Regions from separate parts of the Homo sapiens genome. Here region 2 is linked to region 1. Evidence: chromatin loops called from intact Hi-C (ENCODE). Cell type or tissue: mammary epithelial cell. All regions are shown on one strand. Each heading gives the region's core, and the rest is flanking DNA. Links, peaks and the distances in the headings are about the cores only. Region 1 overlaps CTDP1-DT (CTDP1 divergent transcript). Region 2 overlaps SALL3 (spalt like transcription factor 3).

Region 1 (2,919 bases), core at 280-2,779:
AAAAAGTTGTGTAGAATTGGTATTATTTTCTTCTTTAAATATTTGATAAAGTCGACCAATGAAGCCATTGGGGACAGGGCTTTTCTTTTGGGAAGATTTTTAAATGTCTTTACTTGTCGTAGGCCTATTAGGATTTTCCATTTCTTCTCAAGTCAGTTTTGGCCATTTGTGTCTTTCTAGGCATTTTTGCATTTCGTCTTTATTGGCATATGTTTGCTCATACCATTCCCTTAGCACGAGGTGGTGATGTTCCCTCTCATCACCGGCCTTACTAACTGTGCCTCCTCTCTCTTCGCGGTCAGCCTGTTTCCGGATCTCTCAACCACAGCGCTAGTAACATTTTGGGCTGAATAATCCTGTCTTTGAGGTCTCCACTGTGCACTGTAGACTGTGGCTGACATGCAGTTGGATTTTGCAGGTGAGATCTGTTTAGGGTCAACGGCTGTGTGAGGAAAGGAGAGGAATCAGGGCTGGGCGGAGGGAGATGCATATCGCAGCGTGGTCAAGCCAGCTGAGCCTCGGCCAGGCTCCAGAGTGAAGGCGGCCTTCAGAGAGTTCCCTGGCCGCTTCCCGGCCTTCCCCTCCCGCCTTGCTCATCCCTGGACGGGGCTCCCTACAGCAGAGCTCAGTTCCTCCTTCCTTGGGGCCTCAGACTCGACCCCCCTTCCTGCTGCTGGGCAGCAGAGGCTTCCTGGGGTGGCACTTCTGTGTTCACCCCATGAAGGCACTTTCTCTCTGAAGTTTACACACAAGGAAGACCCGTTTGAGGCCATGAAATGTGCACTGTGACAGTGACGAGCCTAGGGTCACACGGATTCATGGCTCCCGTGGAGCCACATTCCAGCATCTTTTGGGGGAGGACACTCCCTGCCGGGCAATGAGGAGCCAGTAGCAGGGTCTCCCCTCCCTGAAGACGGGCTGGACACAAATCACCTCATTTTCCACTCTGTCCACACCTGAGGCTGCATCTCAGCTGGAAAATTACACTGGAATTCTAAATAATAATCATTATTGTTTCTGGTTATTTTGAATCCACTGACAAAGACCTTTACAAAATAATTGCACCATTTGAGGTGCAGGGGAAGATTCTTGAGTTGGTGTGTGAGGAGAACATTAGGGAAATTCTGCAGTGGTGTTCTGTTTAGTAAGTATAATTGCAAGGAGTGTATCATGTTAAAACGCCTGACGTAGCGTCTTGTAATAACACATGGTTTCCGTCGAGAAGCAGATGGTTCTCGGCCTCCCCTTAGAATAAAACATCATCATTTCACCACACCCACAAGCTCCACTGCAGAGTGAGAGCAAAGCCGTATGCCGCACACTTCAGATCCGTGTAATTGCAGCCTGAGAACACTTTTTAGGGAGAAGTGCCTTTAAAAAGAAACAACTTATTAGAATATCAGATAAAAGGGTCCTGGAAGAATGGTATTCAGTAGTAACTATAGCTGTGGCTTACAGAAAAGCACAAATGAAACATTTCTATCTCGAAGACTTGTGGTCCCTGGATGTTTTAAACTTCATGTTTCTGGACAAAGTAAAAAAGACACACTCACTGTGCTTCAGATGCTTTCATTTCACCATAAGAAGACGTGAACAAGGTTTTTCTGCTCATATATTGAAACCTTTCACAAAAGTTCTCTTAAAAATGGAGATATAACTCGTACCATATAATTCATGCCTTTAAAATGCCCAATTCAGGGGTTTTTAGTATATTTACAAGGTTGTGCAGCCATTACCGCTATTCAGTTCCGGAGGGTTTTCATCACCAAAAGGAACCCGGGACCCTCAGGGTCAGGAACTTGCTTCCCAGTGTAATGGAAGCAGGCGGCCACTAGATGGAGACGTCTCTCCACCGCCTTGCAGGTGGGGCTCGCACCCCGGGGAGGTCAGAGGGAGGGACTCCGCGCAGGAGGCCGGCCTCAGCCCCGTGGCACCTGCAGGCCTCCGGACACCTGCCTCCGCCCCTCACTTCTCGCGAGACAGTTTCCCCAAATACCTTATGCCTAGTCCTGTCCGTGCAAGAGAGGCTCTTTAGGAAGAATGTGCACACACGTTCTTTATTTTACTAGTTATTTCTTACGTATTATTATACATTAATTCGAATGTGTTACAGAGAGTAATATAACAGGCACATTAGTCCATGATGTCACTCGTTTTACTTACAATGAGCCTAAGTGGAAAAGCAAAATTACATTTAAAATTAATTCGAGAAACATATTAAGTGACTGTCGGTTGAGGTGCAGACATGGCCAAGTCCTGTGGGGCACCCCAGCTTCTAGGCTCTGAAACAGCGCAGGAAGGATGCCTGTGGGAGGATGAAGTAAAAATCCCTTGACTTCCACGAGAATGGGACAGCCCCCTTCCAGGCGCAGATGTGTGCTCCACGTTGCCTGGGAATCGATGACTCTGTCTCACCTGCTCTCCCCTCCGGCCTCCAAGCAGGAGGCCCTTGATCCATTTGTGTGATCAGCCGCGGGGGACGAACTCCTCAGTCCTGGGGAGGTTCGTCCTCGGATAATGCAATCAGGAAGCTGGCTCTTTATGGAACTGGCCATCCCGGGCAGTGCTTGCAGTTATGGGGGCAAGAATACAGGCTGAGGGGCTGAGGGGGGTCTTTGGGCGGCACATGGCCATGGACGGGGCTTAGCTTACAATTTTGAAACCTGGAAATCAAGGTTTTGGAAACAAGCCTGATTGTAGGTTGAGTCACTCGGTGTTTTGGGGCCTCTGTCTGCTGGGGACGCACCAGCTGGGAGGGGAGGCAGCAAGTTCACCTGCTTCCTGTTCCCCCATGGGGCTTGGGTTCCTGTTCCCCCACGGGGAGCTTCTTGTTCTGCCACGGGGGCTTCCTGCTCCCCACGCTGCCCTGGCCTCCGCCTGTGCCTCTGTCAGCCAAAATCGCAGGCCTCAGAGGCTTCA
Region 2 (2,919 bases), core at 333-2,832, 660 kb after region 1:
GCAGGGAAAGGGTTGTTAACTTATCCACTTCAATGAGTAACTTTAAAATGCCACGTGGATCTTCAGGAAAGGAAGACGGACTTTTTCCTTTGCCTTTCCATCTCTTAAAAATCCAGAAAGCATTTTTTTCCAGTTTTCCTAAATTGTTAGGAGACACTTATTTTCTTGCAAATTAATTCTTTTTAACTCCTTATGATAGCTTTGAATCCCATAAAGAAAGATGAATTATCACATACTGAGCCCAAGCTGTGAAACAGGAGGAGACAAATAGAGACCCCTACTGTGTTTAACAATGTAGAAGAAATTCCAGACGCAATAGAAAAATTTTCTGTCCTTTTCCCGAGACCTCAGAGTGTGTACGCACAGCGCTGAACAGTGGAGGGCACTCTTGCCATGCTCAACGCGGCTCTGACCACACACTCCCGCGCGTCGACGCCATGGCCCACACCTCAAATTTGTTAAGTCACGACCACCTGTGGCACAGTCACCAACTGTCTTCTGCTTAAAACATTTGCAGTTTTTAACCTGTGCAGTGAAGCACCCGGGAGGAGACACGGTTGCCTTTATGGGTACATGCAGATGGGAGCTGGACAGCACTCGCATTTGCTTTAACTATCTGCCCTCGACGCTGCTTCAAATAATAAGACGTTTGTTACACTTCAAGGTTGCACAATAGTTCTTTCATTTAGATGTTATGCTGTCATCACACTTATAAGGAACGCGTGTGTATCACTATCTATGCCTAATGAAAAATACGCAGACCTGAAATATGTCAGCTGATGCAAACAATTTCAATCGAAATTTGATGAGGGGGTGAAAACAAGGTTTTGCTAAATCACTTTTGGTGAAGATGCAGATGGTTTACATTCAAAGGCTGTGGTCTCACTGATCCGACACATGAAATTAAACGTGCTATTTCATGACATGCCTACTTGAAAGCACCCAAACACTGTCCATTTTTCAAATCCACTATGCATAGAAATAAATACGCAAAACCACTTAGACATATAAATGCCTACATGTAAATAGCTCTAGAGGGGCACATGAGCCACGCTGCGTCCAGAAGCAAGGCTACCATCAGCTGTGACCATCAGCCCGCTCACACTCGGGATCAGGCGATGGAATCATTTCCATCATTTGTCAGCACTTCATGGCACTTTCATTTCTACAGGCAAAGTTTGCACATATGCAAAAAATCATCCTGGAAAAGCCACTGCCCTGGGTCGTTGAAGCCAGTGACTCTGCACGTATACAGATCCTACAACAGAATTACCAAACAGTGCGGTGAAGGTCACTCTCGAAAAGACCAGTAACGCCGACGAATCACGACAAAGTGCCGCGGCACCTGCAGGGTTAATTAAACAGTTCAAGATGCAATAACGACACAAAAGAAAGCCGTTTTCTCTTCTTCTTTAAGAACTATAAACACTTGTGCTGAACTAGATGGCGTCTGAGAAGCCGTGCAGCACGGCGCAAGCTCGCGGGATCTCTAGTTAACACTCAGATTCAGTGTTAACACTTAACAGAACAGTGGTGAGCCCTGTTGCCAAGGTCAACAGCACAGATGCACTAATTGTATTATGAGCTTGACATCTAGTGGCCACCCCTGGCAGGGCAAAGCAGGCAAAGGTTAAATCAGCAAGGCTTGTCAAAGCACTTCTAACTACCCACCTTCAGGGAGAGACGGTCGGAAGCTGGCCAGCACTCTGCAACCCCACCTTTTCAGACATCAGACAAAAAGGCTTTCTGCGCCGAGCTGGCTGCTAATGCTCGCAGAGAATGCGAAGGGGGTAGGGATTTTAGATAGTAAGCAGAACTAATCTGAAGGTGATTGAAAAAGACAGGCCCACAGAGGAAAATATTTAGACACCACACTGGCATTATCGGATCCCCTTGGTGGACACCGTCTCAGTCTGGAGAACGCCTCCCTTTAATTAAGAAACAAATCAATCTTCATCTCTAACATAGAAACCATTCCATTATTTTATTACAATTAATATTTTATACTTTCTGGCATGTGACTGGCCTGGTTTGCTTAGAAATCAGTTAGCTGCATTTTAAATCATAAATGTGTCGAAATTACATGAGAAATAACCCTAGACAGGTTTTTTTTTTTAAATAAAAGTTTACTTGGAACATTAAATTGCTCAATTTTTACATACAGTTTGTTTCATTGTGTATGAAATGTGTAATAATTAAGGTATGCTGTAATTACAAACCTGTCCTTCCAAGACTAAAACATGTTGGTCTTATTCTGGCAACTACTGAACAAATCATGTAGGAAAATAAAACTAATAAAAACAAAAAATCCTTCCTGTTATATTTAAAAGTTATGCTTCTTGAAACTATCTTGCAGCACTGAAAGATGGTGCATATCCTCATTAGAAGTGAAAAAGATTTTTATTGTACTTAAATAAAAGCTGGTGCCAATACTTTTAAGAATGCTAAATTCCAACTAATGGTCAGCACACAGAATAGAAACCCTGGTTGTGCTTTTGCTGAATTCCCCCCAAAAGAAAATATTCTTAGGGCTACCTGGAAATGAATGGTACAGCTTCTTAGAGATTGCAGTTGGAAATGAAATTTGACCCACTTTTACCATCATCTTGTATACAAAAAAGAATCAGCTTGCTAAGTAATTCCTGCTGTTACTCCATACCTTTTTCTGGCTTTGAACAACAGATCTAAAAATATTGGATAATGCATATGCCATGGAAGTTGAAAACGTACTGCACATAAAATTCGAGAACTGTTACATAATCAGCTCTCTCTCTCTGCAAGCTGGGAATTAATTGGTATGCTTTTTTGTTGATCACAGAAACGTGCACTTTTAAATAGGTTAAGTTTTTTAATGTTGTTTTTAAAAGAAATGTTGGCAAAGTCTTCTTTTCCTCTCCCCTCACCCAACCCGGTTACTTA

The links. Peaks named below come from ENCODE experiments on the same cell type or tissue, not always from the same donor. Only the 100,000 strongest peaks of a DNase experiment are listed, where the experiment ranks them.
Region 2: a loop joins it to region 1, with 16 times the contacts of the local background. A loop is called at or near these places in 2 of 110 quality-filtered maps.

The regions. Positions count from the first base shown.
Region 1 is chr18:79,643,176-79,646,094 of GRCh38, reverse strand. All of the region lies in intron 2 of CTDP1-DT (CTDP1 divergent transcript), which reads left to right. Among named protein-coding and RNA genes, the nearest start is that of CTDP1-DT, 35 kb to the left of the region's middle. RefSeq lists an enhancer at 615-1,129. In mammary epithelial cell, for the core only: a CTCF peak has its summit at 1,832 (motif pointing right); no DNase peak of the experiment used is centred there.
Region 2 is chr18:78,983,823-78,986,741 of GRCh38, reverse strand. The region is part of intron 1 of SALL3 (spalt like transcription factor 3); the gene reads right to left. Among named protein-coding and RNA genes, the nearest start is that of SALL3, 5.5 kb to the right of the region's middle. RefSeq lists enhancers at 1,365-1,879, 2,574-2,919. In mammary epithelial cell, for the core only: CTCF peaks have their summits at 374 (motif pointing right) and 1,601 (motif pointing left); no DNase peak of the experiment used is centred there; H3K27me3 peaks cover 292 bases.